Regions from separate parts of the Homo sapiens genome. Here region 2 is linked to region 1. The links are chromatin loops, found by intact Hi-C in ENCODE. Cell type or tissue: endothelial cell of umbilical vein. All regions are shown on one strand. Each heading gives the region's core, and the rest is flanking DNA. Links, peaks and the distances in the headings are about the cores only.

Region 1 (8,326 bases), core at 240-8,239:
GACAGGATCCTCCCAGGTGGAGGATTTTCCCACCAGGATGGTGTGGGAGGCCGCAGGATGTGTTTCCTGGTTGCCACATTACATGGTCTCTCTGGAGACTTAAAAGGTAGTTGAAAAATAGCTCTTCACCATACGAAAAAAAGTTTTTTAAAAATTATTATTTTTTTAAAGCACAGCCAAGGGTAAGAATTATAGAAATTCAGGGGCTGAGCAGTAGATCTCTAGGCTGGAATACCCAACCCAGTTGTCCTCCACAATACTCTCCTGCGGTCAGGTGGCCAGAGAGCATTGTGAAGGGGGCATAAGCCATGGCTGCATTCTCCTTGGCAGGCTGATTTTGAAAGGTGCAGATTACCTCTGATCTCCTCCAGGGAAGGCTGGTCTTAGCCCTACAGAAAACGGCTGCCCAATTCCAATGGCTGCCATTGAGACAATGCTATGACCTCAGTGTCACTAAGATTCCACGCACCTCTGAAACAGATGTCAAAAGTAATGTCATGGGAGTGTGAGTCTCTAAATAGTGGTCCTGCTACAGAACCCTTGCTATATTTTTTAAAATGTCTTGTCCAGAACTTAGGGAGGTGGATCTGATATAAATTTCATTCCAAGCCACCTGAAGGTCTCCATCCAGCCAGTACCCCCTCCCCATGCTCCGCTTCTCCGCTTGTACTACCTCCAATCTCAATTTGACCTGCAAGACACAACAGCTGGTTCTGTTGGGGGGTGTCATGGTGTGGAGGAAGACCAAGGGGTGGGGCTTTGAGGGAGAGACCTCGGAGGTGATCTAGGTTGGGAGGAGGTGGTCAGGCTGGTGCAGAGAGAGAGCTGGGAATGGCAGGGGTCAGGGGCTGCTGGAGACATCTGACGCCAACTTCATGGCCAGGAGCCAGCAGGTGTAGGTTAAGGGTGTGTGTGGGGGGATCCTCACGATCCTTTTATCTCCCCTTCCCACCAGGAGAAATGCACATCTCAGGAGGAGTCGGGAGGTGCTGAATCTTGGAGCCACTGGGTATGGCAGCGGGGCAAGACATTTTAAGGAGGCCAAAGGCAAACATGTTTTAAGCTGCAAGCCTTCTAAAGCTGAATGAACAGGTACTTGCTAAGAGAGGCGAAGGTTAAACAAACGTTAGCTGGGATAGACAGAAGCTGAGGGTAGAGGCCATGGCTTTCAGACAGAAGAGCAAATGAATGAGGTATGCGTAGTTGAAAGCAATTCTAAGCAGAATTCCCATTTTGGTTTGGTGTGAGTGGAGAGACAGAAGTGATGGAGGAGAAGAACTGAGCAGAAGAAGACAAACAAAGGGCAGGGAACGCACCAGGATAAAGCTAAAGATGGACAGGGACCATGGAAAGGACTCTGTCCCGGGCCACCACCCCCAGGTCGGAAACCCACGGGCTTTTGTGTTTCTCCAAAGTGGAATTCCAGCTAGAAGGAGAGGGCCCTTCTTGCCTTTCTTGTGTGTTTGGAGTTACAGACACTGAGTTGAAATGCCCCTTCAGAACTCCCCTCGAGGGGTCTTTGGCCCCAAGGGGACTGGCAGCCGGGCTCCCAGCGTGGGGCTGCAGCTCCTGGCCCTCTTTTGCTCTTCCTGCTTTGTGTGTGAAGCTGTGGATGGCTGAGAGCTATGCCCTGTGCTACTGGCTGCAGTGACCAGTTTGCTGGCTGGAAGTGGCTGAAGCCTCAGGGTCTCACTGTTATCATGTGCAGCCTGATGGCTCCCAAGGTGTTATTACCTGCCAGAAACACACACTAAACAAGACTGATCACAGAATTGCCTGGGAGTTTCATCTTCCCCTGGGAAGGACAGCCCAGCGTCTAGTCATTCAAACAAACCAACCAACCTCCACCAACAAAAAGCCCATGAAGAATAAACGAATGAAATCAAGGTGCCAGTAGTACTAACTACATCAAAGAATTCCTTATGCCAGAGGGAGAGGTCACAAGATAGAGAAGAAAGGCAGAGAAACAGAGTGGGTGAGGCAGGGCGGGGCAGAGACTCAAAAAGGAAACAAACAGATGATTCCCTGGGTGGGAGCACCAAATATGAGAGTAAGTGGGCATCAACAGAAGTGGCCATGCTTCTCGAGGCACCCTACGTATCTTTGAGCCTTCCTGTGTCTCCTCACTACCAGCTCATGGCATCTTCTAGGTGCCTTTGCTTTACGAGCTTTCTGGAAAGAACCCCAGCAGCAGGTTGCTGAGCCTGTAGGAACTGAAGTGTCAGACACTGGCCAGGTACAATCAGTTGTCTGGCCACAACAAAAGGTGTGCTAGGCAACTTCCTCCCACCCTTACACGGAGGGGAAGGGAACAGAGGGCCGTATGTGGGTTGATAAGATGAGAACAGGAAAGGAAAGAGCATTTGAGGGAAACAAAAAGTGACACAGTTTGGGGCAGAAGGCAGAGGGCAAGGGGAGCCTGGATGGGTCAGAGCCGCATCAGGACCTCGGCAATCTCACACAGCTGAATTAACAACCCAAATTGGATGCCTATAAAAAAACAGGTTCCCATGACCTTTCGGGTCAAACCTGCAGGGTACTTCTCAAGGCAAAAGCTTTTGAGAAGACTTGCTGCACCAGGCCACTTCTCAGGCCCGTCTCTCTGTCTGCACCCCCTCAACCCCACATCACACCAGTTCACACAACAAGCCTCGCCCTAGACCTTGAGATCCGGGGCATTCGGCCTCCTCCCAGGGGACTGCTGATGGTCAGATGCTTCATCCCACTTCTAGGAATGAGGGTGGCTCTGCTAACTCTCTCAAGGGCCAGCCATACTCTTAAGCAGAGTAGAAAACAGCCTTTGTGGGGGGATGGGGAGGGACCTCACAAAAGTAATCTCCCCACTCAGGGGTCACGTTGCTAAAGGCTCACCTGAGATACAATAAACATTCCACCTGCAGGTTGAGCATCGCCTTCTCTTCAAGGTACAATGATCTATTAGAAGGGCAGCTCACTGAGTTGCTACCACCCAGCATGAATGACTGTGCTGGAATCACTTCATTTTGAAACAAGGCATCTTGGTAGCATTAGGTTTGTTGGGGGTGGGGGCTGTTGCCGAAAGTGGGAAGAAGCTGGAAGGGACTCCGAGGGCAACAGGAGGCTCCAGCAATGAGAAGGGGGGCTGGAGGGAGATGTCAAGGATAACCTCTGCCCCACCCAGCTGTCCTGAGACCACGGAACTTGATTTAATCTATGTGTCCTAGAACCAGCTCAGGCCACACCCACCAATGTCATCTAGACAATGGTTGGCAACAGCACCCACTGGAGCCCCCTACTGACCGGGAGTTCCGGTCAGCTTGCTGTGAAAAACCTGTGAAAATGAGCAAGCTGTTTCCTGCCTCTGGCCTTTTGTGTCCTCATCTAGAAAATTTGTATATCCTCAAGCAACATCACACAGCGGGTGCTCAAGGTACCTTTGAGGAATAAACAAATAAGGGTTTGGGCTAGGTGGTCTCTAAGGTGTGTACACCCTAATGTCCTTGGACAAATCTGCTTTCTGACCACATCTCTCTACCCTCCTTCCTCATCACAGCTATGGGCAGTGGGGGGCACTCAGCCTTGCCTTTCTTGTGCCCATTCTGGCCCCTTCTCTGCCATGGCAGGGGGCAGGAGGCGTGGTTACAGCCACAAAGGCAGACAGAGACAGCCAGGCCCACTGTCCAACGCAAGCACTGTGGGTTGCAGGCCGAGAGAGAGGGCTGGAGTCGTGCAGGCTGAGCTGACTCACCCCTGAGGGGGTGGACGTGCAGCAAGTAGCTCTCTCTATGACTCAGGACTGACTGCTTTTCCTCCATCCTTCCAGGACCCAGAGCCAGAGAGGAGCCCGGCTTGCTTGTGATTGTTGTGGAGAGTAGTGAGTGACAGTTATAGGAAGTTGTGCCTGGGGGCCTATGGTGGAAAGATACTAAGGTAGAAAGGCTTTCAGGGCCTGAAGGTGGGGAAGACTTGGGACCAGTATCCCGACATGCTGATCCCTGGACACTCTCTGCCCTGCCTTGTCGCTGCTTGCTCCTTCTGGCCCCCCTCCTCCCAGTCTCTTTCTTCAGCTGCAGATGCAGATGCCAACTGGGCAAAGGGAGTGGTGCTGCTCTGCGCCTCCTGGCGTTTGCCTTCTGTTCCCTGTAACCAGAGACACGGATCCGGGTGTGTAGCCTGCATTCTGTCTGAGCATCCCAGGGGGATCCCAGGCTTTGTGGATCCAGCATCCGCAGCATCAACCGACACAGAGAAGTCAAGTCAGGCAGCTCCGCCCCAAGTCCCGTTGCCAGGAGGCACTGAATGAGGAGTGCAGGAGCCACTGGGCCCTGCCCTTCAGTGATGCCCAGGCCAGCCTGGCCCAGGGATTTAGCCAGCGGGCACTGTGAAATGCAAGAGCCAATTCTTGGACAGAAATGAGTTTGAATCCAAGATTTGCCTCCCATTCACCGTGTGGCCTTGGGCAGATGTTCGTCCTGTCTGAGCCTTGATTTCCTCATGTGGAGAGTAAGCACACGGGTTTCATCCGATCATGTGTATGGTGTCCTCAGCATGATGCCTGATCCGTGCTCATCAGGTCATCCTCATGTCGGTCCTCTTCTCATGTTCACAGCCAGTGCCACCTTCGCTTAGCTTTATTTCCCTGCTCTGGACACTCCTGTGCATCGTGCAAAGCCTCCAGCAATTCCTCCTGAGAGCTGTGCCCAGAAGCTCCAGGGCCAGTGTTCTTTCCCCTCCCTGTGCCTGCTCTGCTCCCCGAAGGTCTTTCTCCTGCTCCTTTTCTCTGGAGAATCTCCAGGTGAGCTCCACCAAAGCCAAGGGAGCCTGTCCTCCCTTGCTGCCCTTCAGCACTGTGGCTTCAGGGATTATCTCTATGCAGATGATTCCCTGGAGGAAGCATCCCCATGACACCATGGGCGCCTGATGACAGGAAACACCACCTCAGAACCCAGCAAGGCAATGGGGGCAATGAAGCATCCACCTCCAGCTGTCAGAAAATGCCCAAGTCAGAATCACTGCAGGCTAGAGTTGCAAGAGACCATCCTAAACCTCTCACTCCTCACTTTTGCATTCAAGGAAATTGAGGCCCAGAGAATGGAGTTCATTGCTCTAAGTCACCAGAGCTGGAAGCATAATCAAGGCTTCTTCATTGACAACTTGGGAATGTTTCTCTATGTCCATAATGCAGGAATTCAGGCTGCCCAGCACTTTCTATTGTTCAGTATATTTTAAAATACAAAATGAAAAAGAAGTGTGTCGGGAAAGGCTGTTGGCCCAAGCAGTCAAATTAATTCCAGTTTGGGATGTTTAGGGAGCAGTTTCTGGTGCTGTAGTAACTTTCACGAACAATCACAGGAAAATATGATTTCAGACCCAAGCACTGAGGAAGAGCAAGAGGCTTCCCTAGAGCAGCAGGACATCGCACTCTTACCTCCCCGGCTCACAGAGGAAGAAAAGCTCGGATTTAGACCCAGGTGATGCATTGGCAGGAGAAGGGCCGGGGCCCATGGCTCAGATACTGAGGCTGAATTCAGCATGACCGCACGAGGGGGCCTGAAGACGGTCCTCTTGTGACACCTGGCAGTTGTTCAGCGGCATCTCCCAGATGAACAGAAGTTTGCGGGTCCCGATCTCCTCGCGCCAGAGGCCCTGGCCCAGGCCTCTCCGCTCCTCTGCCTCTTGTCGCTTCTTCTTCTCTAGTGCCGGGGCTTTGGGTACCATCTTGTTGTGAATGACTCCATCCCCAGGCCTCTGACCTGTGTGTCCACCTGACATCTCCCCTCCAAGGGCTAACAGATACGTCAAAACTGTGCTCTGGCATTTCCTAACTCACACAGGCCCCGCCTCCAGCCCGCCTCCTTGCCTACCTGCTCCATCCTCCTCTGATTTAGGCCAAACCTCCCAGTCCTCCTGGGCAATTCTCCTCCTGCCCCCATGCAGTCTGTCAGGAAACACTGTTAATTTTGCTTGCAAAACAGAGTGACGGGCTGGCCATTTTCCACCGCTTCTACTGCCACAACTTTGCTCCACGCTATGCATCTTCCACCTGGATGACTGCATTTGCCTTCTAAATGATCTTCCAGATTCCACCCTTGACTCCTACAGCCAGCCAGAGTGGTCTCTTTAAAAACCAGTCGGGTCACGTGACACCTCTGCTCAAAGCCACCAGTATGTCCCCTTCTTGCTCAGAGTAAAAGCCCAAAAGTGGAACCTGTTAGTTACCCCTCTGCTACCCTCACCTCTCCTTTCCCAGCTCAGTCCGCACCAGCCAGGTTGGCTCCTCCTGCCCTGCTACCTCTTCTCCCGATCTCCACATGGAGAATCCTCAATTCCTTCATGCCTTTGCTTTGTTCAACTGTCACCTCCTTAAGGAAGCCCATCTTATTTAAACCAATGCCTGCCATCACTGCTCCCCAGCACCTTGGAGCCCCCTTATCTGGCACTACTTTTTTTCCTAAAACGTCTATCATCTTCTAACACACCGTATGAGTTCCTTATTTTCTGTCCTCATTGCATTGTGAATTGTCTGATTATTCCCTTCTACAATGCAAATCTGTGAAGGCAGGGGCTTTTGGTTTGCCAGCTGATGGATCCCAGGTGCCTCAAACGGTGCCTGACGTATAGGAAGTGAGACTCTAAATGCTGTGGATTGAATGAATGATGGTTCCTGAGAGGGAGGGCCCCATAGCCCGGAAAAGAGAAAAGGTGAGACGAGTTTAAATGTGGGGAATATTTGGAGGAAAGTTAGGGTGGATAAGGCATCTGGGGAGGGGTTTAGGAGTTAAAGATGGCAGGTTACAGGTGAAACGCCCTCATGGATCACACTGAGGCTAACAATGTAGACTCTTTCCAAATAGACCATATCCCTGGGAATATATGTCTTGTGATGAGAGGATGACTAAAAATACCTGGGAAGGCCCGGAGCAGGGCCCAGGGATGCAGGATTTTCTGAAGGATCCCATGGGATTGGAAGAAAATGCTGGGGCCGCCCATACGCTGCTAATGCCCTGGAGGCAGAATCTAGTGGGAGGGAGCGACCTTGCTCAATTAAGCTGCTGTCCCTCACACTGGCTGCGATGTGAGCCCAGGGTCAAGCCGGACTGTGCTTTCAGAGCAGGCCCCTCAAGGCCCAGAGTTATGGGCCGTGGTAAGTGTGTGTGTGCTGGCTTTGATCTGGTTGTACCTGTTGGCCATCTCTATGGGTCTAAGCATATCTGGGAAACAGGGCTTTCGACTGTGGGTTGTAAGTTATAATTAGACTAACCAAAAGGTCTTGGTTGGAGACTAGGCCCTCCGAGTGACACCAGCAGTAACTTTGGAAGGAATGTCATTTGCCTGGGTGCCACAGTTCCTCCCATTCCACAGTGCTTTACCAGTTTATATAGAGTTTTTAAATAGATGCTCTTATTTGAGCTTCAAAACACACTGCTGTAAATACCACATTCCTCTGACAGATGAAAAAACAGAGTCTCTGGGCATGTTGGTAACGCTTTGACAGGAAGCAGCAGCAAGACTCAACAATCTGCCAGTTTTCTGACTTCAAGTCCAGCTTTCTCCTCTCCCAAACCGCCTTCCTGCCTTGGGGGATGTTATGTTTGTTCTTTTGGTTCGGAAGCCATCAGTTGTGTGGGAGAGGGAGAAAGTGGCTCTGAAATAGGTGTTGGGTCTCAGGACACCTCCTCTTGCTGTCAGTCACATGCACAGTTGCCACCCTGTCCCCCGACAATCCTTCAGTGGGACTTCAAAGCCACAAATGCCTCAGCCCGGAGCATCTCAGTATGGGAGGACACAGGGGCAGCGGAACTCTCAGGGTGGCTGATTATTGCTTATTTAGAAAGTGGAAAAAACCCTGTGCTTATTTAAGATATCAATTACAGAATGTAAGTTCTGAGTAAGTCGTGGCTAGTGGCAGTACACCAGGAGGGACAGGTGAGGTTTCTCTTTACCAAAAGGCACTGTGGAGTACAGAAACCAGGAATTCTGGCCTAGCAGGAAGTGAGCTGGCCCCAGGAGGGCTAGGCTGACTCTGAGGCACTGGAAAGGTACTTAATCTCTCCATCATCACCTTTAGCATCAGCAAATTGGGGATGAGAATTCTTACCTGTCAAATTTAAAGGGTAGTTTAGAGTTGTCAGATAAATGCAAAGTGACTTGTAAATAGAAAACCACTATTCCAATGTCAGGAGCTGCTGGACGGGTTCAGGCCCCCTCCCTATCCCCAACAGAGCCCCCTTTTCTGTATAAATTTTATATCCTAGAAAATGCTTTTTTGTTGTTTTTTCTTTTTCTTTAAAGACATGAATAGTTTGGGAGAAAATTGCAGACTGAGCGATGGGGCCTTGGTGACTGT
Region 2 (8,326 bases), core at 245-8,244, 110 kb before region 1:
TGTTGGAGGTGGGGCCTGATAGGGTGTTTGAGTCTTGGGGGCGGTTCCCTTGTGGCTTGGTGCTGTCTTCAGGATGGTGATGAGTTCCTGTGAGATCTGGTTGTTGAAATGTGTGTAGCACCTCCCCCCTCACTCTCTCTTGCTCCTGCCTTTGCCATTTGATGTGCTGACTCCCGCTTTGCCTTCCGCCATGAGTAAAAGTTCTGTGAGGCCTTTTCAGAAGGCACGCAGATGCTGGCACCATGCTTCCTGTACAGGTTGCAGAACCTTGCCAATTAAACCCCTTTTGTTTATAAATTGCCCAATCTCAAGTATTTCTTTATAGCAATACAAGAATGTCCTAACACATCTTACAACTCAAAAATAAGAAGGCAGACAATTCAATAGAAACAGTGGGCAAAGGAGATACACAAGTAAACAATAAAACACATGTGAAGATACTCAATGGTGTTAGTCACCAGGAAAACACTTATTAAAACCATATTCATATGCAACTACTTGCCCACTCAAATGCATTAAATAAAAAAGGGATGAAAATACCAAATGTTAGCAAGGATTTGAAATACCTGACCCTGTCATATGTTGCTGGCAAGAATTAAAAATAGTACCATCGGCCGGGCGCAGTGGCTCACTCCTGAAATTCCAGCACTTTGGGAGCCAGGTGGATAACCTGAGGTCAGGAGTTCGAGACGAGCCTGGCCAACATGACGAAATCCCATCTCTACTAAAAATACAAAAATTAGCGGGGCTTGGTGGCAGGCTTCTGTAATCCCTGCCACTTGGAAGGCTGCGGCAGGAGAATCGCTTGAATCCGGGAGATGGAGGTTGCAGTGAGCTGAGATCGCGCCACTGCATTCCAGCTTGGGTGACAGAGCAAGACCCTGTCTCAAAAAAAAAAAAAAAAAAAAGTACCATCACTTTGGAAAACAGTTTGGCAGTGTCTTATTCAGTTAAATACATATTTTTATGTAATCCAGCAATTTCAGTTCTATAATTTTAGTCTTGATAAAACAGATGAAATATGTCCACACAAAGACTTGTCCATTAATAATCACAGCCAAGGCTGGGCGTGGTGGCTCACACCTGTAATCCCAGCACTTTGGGAGTCCAAGGCAGGTGGATCACTTGAGGTCAGGAGTTTGAGACCAGCCTGGCCAACTTGGCAAAACCCCATCTCTACTCAAAATTCAAAAATTACCCAGGTGTGGCGGCGCATGCCTGTAATCCCAGCTATTCAGGAGGCTGAGGCAAGAGAAACACTTGAACCCGGGATGTGGAGGTTGCAGTGAGCCGAGATCGCACCACTGCAGTACATCCAGCGTGACAGAGCAAGACTTTGGCTCAAAAAAAAAAAAAAAAAATCACAGCCACTTTATTAAAAATAACCAGAACTTGGAAACAACCAAAATGTTCATCAACAGGTGAATACATAAGTGATGGTATATCTATTGTGAATACGACTCAAAAATAAAAGGAACAAACGAGAGATTCCCATAACAGAATGATTAAGCCTCAAAAGCACTATGCTGAGCAAAAAAGAAAGACATGAAGTAGTACATGCTGTATGATTTCCATTTATGTGAAATTCCATAAGAGGCACAAATAACATATATTGATGGAAAGCAGATCAGTGGTTAACTGGTGCTGAGGAGGGGAGGATTGACTGCAATGGGGCATGAGGTTACTTTTTGCAATAATGGAAATTTTGATTGTAGTGGTGACTACGGAGATGTATATATTTGTCAAAATTCATTGAACTGTGCAATCAAGATGAGTGCCTATTACTGGATATAAATTGTAAGTCAGTAAAGTTGATTTTTAAAAAATAACAGCAAGAAGTTAAAAAATGAAAGTTCTTGGTCCTCATTCTTAGTGATTCCAATACAGCAGGACTGATACAGGGCCCAGAAATTTGCATTTTCAGCAACCCCCATGTATAATTATGCTGCAGGCTGTTTCACTTATAGTATTTGTCTCTATCAGCACACAATCCTGGGCAACAAACCAAATAGGCAAGCAAAGAAAGTTCAGAAGAAAAGAGTTTGAGGTTTTGTGTGTCCTAGTTCCATCCCCCAACCTCCATTCTTTAGATGGAATGCTGGTCACTACCAAAGCATCCTCCAGGGTGCTGTTTCCCCCAACCGTGGGCTCAGCTGTGGATAAGCTTCCTTCATTCATTCTTTACAAAAGGAATTTTGCTAAGAAGGTACATGGGATAGAAGCAAAATAAAAACACATCAGAACTGCAGAGAAGTCATTGTATTTTCATAGCACGAATAACTTCCTATAAGGTCATGCAAGTCTGGCACTAGAAGGGGTTGGGTGGCCCAGCTCATTGGGCACATGGTACCCACAAATATGCCTATCCTGGAAGAGCAGGAGGTCAACAGGAGCCTGATGGGCCACCTGTGTAAAGAATGCAACAGCATAACAACAAATATGCTAACACCCACATCCCAGCCTTCTTCCTACCCTGCTCCTATAAAAGGGAAGAGAGGGTAATTTCCCTGCCAAATTAGATTAAACCATACTGCTCTGTTTCTGTTTGTTAGTCTTTTCCTGCTATCTGCTGTATCTTCCCCATCTGTGGCCCACTGTTGTCTCTACCTGTTGAAATCCTTCTCATTCTTCATGGTCCAGCTTGAATAACACCTCCATCAAACCTTATCAGATCATCATAGTCAAATGAAGCCTCTCCCTCCCTTAAGCCCTGTGGCACTTGGCTTGAAGAGCTCTTACAGAGATCTTGACTTATATTTTACTGATTCATGTGCATGACATATCTACTCTACTATACTGGAATCAATTAGATTACAGAAACAATAATTTCTTATCTATGCCTGGTGGAGATCCTAGTACATTACTTTGCACATATGCATCTGTCAGGTACTTTACATAAAATTATTATAGAAATGAATGATTTGGTTGATGCTGATTAGTATCTCTGAGCTTTTGCTCATGCTGCCCTTCCTTTCTGGAAAACTTTTCTCACTTTAAGAGTCACTTCCTCCTGTAGTTCATAAATGTTTGTCAAATAGAATGATTTATTCAGAAGTTTCTGGAAGAATTAGCCCTTGCTACAGAGGGCCTGGTTTATTTAGTTTGTGTTCCTAGTAGAAACAGCCAAAACCGTCCTGAGGTCTCACTCCCAGAGAAAACCCAGCATGAACAGTCTTCCCACCCCAAGTTTTATCATGGCTGAAGGAAGGAGCAGGACCAGATGCTCTTTAAGGTCGCTTAGAGCTCCAGGATCCTTGTGTTCCAGGGAATTCCCCAGAACAATAGATTGCTGCGAGCAAGAGGCGAGTGTGGGCTCTCCTCAGCGGGTCTCTAGATGGATTCCAGCCGCTGGAAGGCCTGGGCCTGGGAAAAGAATTTGCGCCCCTTCAGGGACCCACGCCTTCCTCTTCTCCAGCTCATTTCTCTCTTTCTTTGCCCCCACCTTCCCCTTTTCTTCTTCCTCTCTGCCAGCTTCTCCCCTTCTCTTCCTTTTTTTTCTGCTTCTCTTCTCCTACCGGCCCCACCGCACCTTCCCTGTATCACCTCTTCCCCTTCGCCTACTTTCCCGTCTTGCCAGTCAGATTCACCCTCCTTCTCGGGTCGCCTGCGTTATCCTGCTTCCCTCCCACGCCCCGACACAGGCTCCCTCTCGCTGGCCTCCTCCCTCTCCTCTCTGCCCAGCGGGAGGCAGAGCCTCCTCTGGACACCAAGAGACAGGAAGGGGTGCTCTGGGCCGCGGCCTCTCCCCGTGGTGAGTGTGTGACAATCGGGGTGGCGGTGACGCGGCGCTGGCGGCGGGAGGGAGGCTGGGCCCGTGGGAGAGGACCGCTGGGCTGCTGGGTTCCCGCGCCCTCGCGCTCCCAGGCGCCAGCCCAGGGGCAGGCAGGGCGCAGGCGGCGGTGGGTGGCATCGAGAGCCTGCTGGAAAACCCGGTGCGCGCCGTGCTGTACCTCAAGGGCTCTGGGCCATCCATCGTGCAGAACCAGCAGAGCCTCGTCCACATCCAGCGCCAGCGCATCGACGAGCAGGAGCGGCGGCTGGATGAGCTGAGCGCGGAGAACCGCAGCCTGTGGGAGCACCAGCAGCAGCTGCTGCAAGCCCACCCTTGTGCCCGCCATCGTCGTTCCCGGTACTGGCCTTCTGGGCCACTGCTCTCACCGTTGCCACTGGGGGCCAGGAACCTCTCCAGGACCAGGGACAGCGCTCACCCGCCGCGCCACACCCCGCGCCCGAGCAGACGCCGCTTAAGCACCACGGACAGCTCCTGACGCAGCCCCAGCCTCCTGGCGGCCGGGCTCATACAGCCCAAGCGCCCCACCAGCTCCCGGGACACTTGGGGCCGCTACATACAAGTAGAAGGAGGGGTCACCGACTCTCCTGCAGCCCTTCTTCAGTACAAATGCCCCGCGCCCTCGGCAAGGGCGTCCTGAGCAGGAGACCTGAGTGAGCGGGGAGGAGCAGATGGGCACTGCTGTGGTGGGAGCCAGGGAAGAAAGTGGGTGTGAGAAGGAAACGGGGAAATAGAATGCGCAGGAGTCTAAAGGACCGGGGTGATGTGGCGTGAAGGGGTGAGAAGACGCTTGGGGACAAAAGCGTGACAGGAGATTTGGGGATGACGAAGGAACGATATCTGTGCTTGAGAAAGTTTTGGAGAATGTTGGAGCAAAAAAGGAGTAACCAGACCATCGGTAGGGGCAAAGGAGGAAATAAATGGGTTTTAAGCGACTGGGGACGTTGAGAACTGGCGGATTTAAAGGGGACTAGACTGTCAGGAAGTTTGAGTGAAGACTAAACTGAAGAAAAGAGAACCACTGAAAGATTTTTTTAAGTTAGGAAAAATTTGGAAGGAAGTTTGGGTAGTAAAAGTATTTGAATGGAGAGTGAGATATGAAAATATGGAGACTGGGAAAAAGGCATGTGAAGGGCTTTAACAGGGCTGGGGCCCAGGAAGAATGGTACTCGGGTACAGGGTAATTCAGGAGGCAGAGGACATAGCTGAAAAGCAGGAGTGATGTGGGAAAGCAGGGGAGCTGGAGGCAGGGGAAGAGAAAGTGTAGCTCTTTACATGTTGCAGTGGGCATCACAGCCAGGAGTGGCTCTTTAGGGGAAGCTTTCTCTGCTCTGACCAGAGGGGGCACCTTTCTTCTGAATTCCTGCAGAGCTGAAGCCATGCAAGGAAGCATCCCATCAGACTAATGGAGGACTCAGGTATAGCTTGAGGACTTGGTCTGGTTATAGCTTTTTCCTTCAACTCAAGAAGGATTTCCATGCAAGGTCATTGGCCATCATGGAAAGGGAATGATGATACAGGGGACAGTTGGCGGATGGAGTTGGTATTTGGATGACCTGACTGTTTAAATCTTCCTGTTAAGGCCAGCAGCTGCAAACCTGATTTCCTCTTGGTTATCTGCTGATCACTGAAATCTCATCTTGGGTCCTGAGAAAAATGTTAACTTCCCAGGACCTAGGGCCTAAAGCTCTTTCTTCATTCATGAGGTCTGTGAACTAGGCATATGGGAAGAAGACATGAAAGGGGCTGGCATGCACTCTCCTCTGTACTGGAAGGCTGTGGCTATGTCAGCTGTATTTCTCTGGTTAGACAGGTCATGGGGAACAAAAGGGAAGAACAGCTGGAGGAAATCACACCTGGTCAGCACCTGGCCTTGACAATGGTTATGCTAAAGGGGATTGGGAAGGGGAAAGTAGAGCTGGGAATCTCATCTTCATATAGTTTCATGTGTGTTTTAAGTCTGGGGGATACTTGTGAAGATTTCCTGTGTTCCATAAAAGCTAATTTTCTTCTTGCATCTGCTGTAGAGTTAGAGAAGTTGGGTTAGGGCATGTTAGCTCACAGGGTAGGTTGACCAGAAGCATGGAATCGAAGAGGTGATGATCTAACATGATCTGGCTTGGCAGACCTACAACATTCTATTCAGGCCCCCAAAAGACGCTGTTTTCTACCCCAACTTCCTCAATGGCCCATTTGCGCTTCCCTCAGTCTCACATTTTTGTTGTTTTGGTTGTTGTTATGTTTACTTGTCTGGCAAAAGCAGAAAAACAATTTTCCCTCAATGCTCAAGTCTCATCAAAAAGGAACATTTGGAGGTGCGCAGTGGCTCACACCTATAATCCCAGCAGTTTGGGAGGTTGAGGCAGGCAGATCATCTGAGATCAGGAGTTCAAGACCAGCCTGGCCAGCATGGTGAAAACCTGTCTCTAATAAAAATTAAAAAAAAATTATTTGCGGGCAAGATGGCTGAGTAAGAAGAGCTCTGGTCTGCAGCTCCCAATGAGATCAGCATAGAAGGCAGGTGATTTCTGCATTTCCAACTGAGGTACCCAGCTTATCTCATTGGGACTGGTTAGACAGTGGGTGCTGCCAACGGAGGGTGAACAGAAGCAGGGTGAGGCGTCACCTCACCTGGGAAGCTCAAGAGGCCGGAGAACTCCCTGCCCTAGCCAAGGGAAGCCGTGGGGGACTGTGTCTTCAGAAATGGTGTACTCCGGCCCAGATACTATGCCTTTCCCACAGTCTTCACAACCTGCCGACCAGGAGATTCCCTTGGGTGCCTACACCACCAGTACCCTGGCTTTCAAGCACAAAACTGGGTGACCATTTGGGCAGACACCGAGTTAGCTGCAGGAGTGTTTTTTCATACCCCAGTGGCTCCTGGAACACAAGCGAGACAGAACCGTTCACTTCCCTGGAAAGGGGGCTGAAGCCAGGGAGCCAAGTGGTCTAGCTTAGCAGATCCCACCTCCATGGAGACCAGCAGGCTAAGGTCCACTGGCTTGAAATTCTCACTGCCAGAACAGCAGTCTGAAGTCGACCTAGGATGCTTGAGCTTGGTGGGGGAGGGGTATCTGCCATTACTGAGGCTTGAGTAGGCAGTTTTCACCTCACAGGGCTTCCAGGAAGTTCGAATTGGGTGGAATTCACTGCAGTGTGGCAAAGCCACTGTAGCCGGACTGCCTCTCTAGATTCTTCCTCTCTGGGCAGGGCATCTTTGAAAGAAAGGCAGCAGCCCCAGTCAGGGGCTTATAGATAAAACTCCCATCTCCCTGGGACAGAGCACCTGGGGGGAGGAGTGGCTGTAGGCACAGCTTCAGCAGACTTAAATGTTCCTGCCTGCTGGCTCGGAAAAGAGCAGCGGATCTCCAAGCACAGCTCTAGAGTTCTACACAGTGTAAACAAAGCTTCCGGGAAGTTCGAACTGGGTGGAATCCACTGCAGCGCGGCGGAGGCAAGGAAACTAAGAACGCTGAAAAAAGGTTAGAGGATACCCCTCCCCCACCAAGCTCAAGCATCCCAGGTCGACTTCAGACTGCTGTTCTGGCAACGAGAATTTCAAGCCAGTGGACCTTAGCCTGCTGGGCTCCATGGAGGTGGGATCTGCTAAGCTAGACCACTTGGCTCCCTGGCTTCAGCCCCCTTTCCAGGGAAGTGAACGGTTCTGTCTCGCTTGCGTTCTGGGTGCCACTTGGGTAAGAAAAAAAACTCCTGCAGCTAACTCGATGTCTCTCCAAACAGCTGCCCAGTTTTGTGCTTCAAACCCTGGGCCCTGGTGGCGTAGGCACCCGAGGGAATCTCCTGCTCTGTGGGTTGCAAAGACGGTGGGAAAGGCACAGTATCTGGGCTGGAGTGCACTGTTCCTCAAGACACAGTCCCTCACTGCTTTCCTTGGCTAGGGGAGGTAGTTCCCTGACCCCTTGAGCTTCCTGGATGAGGCGATGCCCCACCCTACTTTGGCTGGCTGTCCGTGGGCTGCACTCACTGTCTAACCAGTCCCAATGAGATGAGCCAGGTACCTCAGTTGGAAATGCAGAAATCACCAGCCTTCTGCCTTGATGTCGCTGGGAGCTGCAAACCGGAGCTGTTTCTATTCTGCCATCTTGCCAGCCACCAGGAGCTGGTTTTTTGAAAAGGTTAACAAAATAGATAGATCACTAGCCAGACTAATAAAGAAGAAAAGAGAGAAGAATAAAAAAGACACAATAAAAAATGATAAAGGGGATATCACCAGTGATCCCACAGAAATACAAACTACCATCATATATTACTATAAAAATCTCTATGCAAATAAACTAGAAAATCTAGAAGAAATGGATAAATTCCTGGACGCATACGCCCTCCCAAGACTAAACCAGGAAGAAGTCTAATTCCTTCTGAAATTCTGAATATCAAGTTCTGAAATCGAGGCAGTAATTAATAGCCTACTAATCAAAAAAAGCCCAGGACCACAAGGATTCACAGCTGAATTCTACCAGAGGTACAAAGAGGAGCTGGTACCATTCCTTCTGAAACTATTCCAAACAATAGAAAAAG

The links. Peaks named below come from ENCODE experiments on the same cell type or tissue, not always from the same donor. Only the 100,000 strongest peaks of a DNase experiment are listed, where the experiment ranks them.
Region 2: it touches region 1 in a loop (6-fold over the local background); 2 of 110 quality-filtered maps call a loop at or near these places.

Annotation. Positions count from the first base shown.
Region 1 is chr12:2,636,305-2,644,630 of GRCh38, reverse strand. The region is part of intron 30 of CACNA1C (calcium voltage-gated channel subunit alpha1 C); the gene reads right to left. Among named protein-coding and RNA genes, the nearest start is that of CACNA1C-AS2, 32 kb to the left of the region's middle. RefSeq lists an enhancer at 5,585-6,086. In endothelial cell of umbilical vein, for the core only: CTCF peaks have their summits at 3,290 (motif pointing left) and 4,115; DNase peaks (open chromatin) are centred at 3,280 and 3,780; H3K27ac peaks cover 1,903 bases.
Region 2 is chr12:2,748,715-2,757,040 of GRCh38, reverse strand. All of the region lies in intron 3 of ITFG2-AS1 (ITFG2 antisense RNA 1), which reads left to right. It also overlaps the pseudogene IQSEC3P1. Among named protein-coding and RNA genes, the nearest start is that of LINC02371, 13 kb to the right of the region's middle. RefSeq lists an enhancer at 3,338-3,838 and a silencer at 4,083-4,295. In endothelial cell of umbilical vein, for the core only: no CTCF peak of the experiment used is centred there; a DNase peak (open chromatin) is centred at 4,230; H3K27me3 peaks cover 495 bases.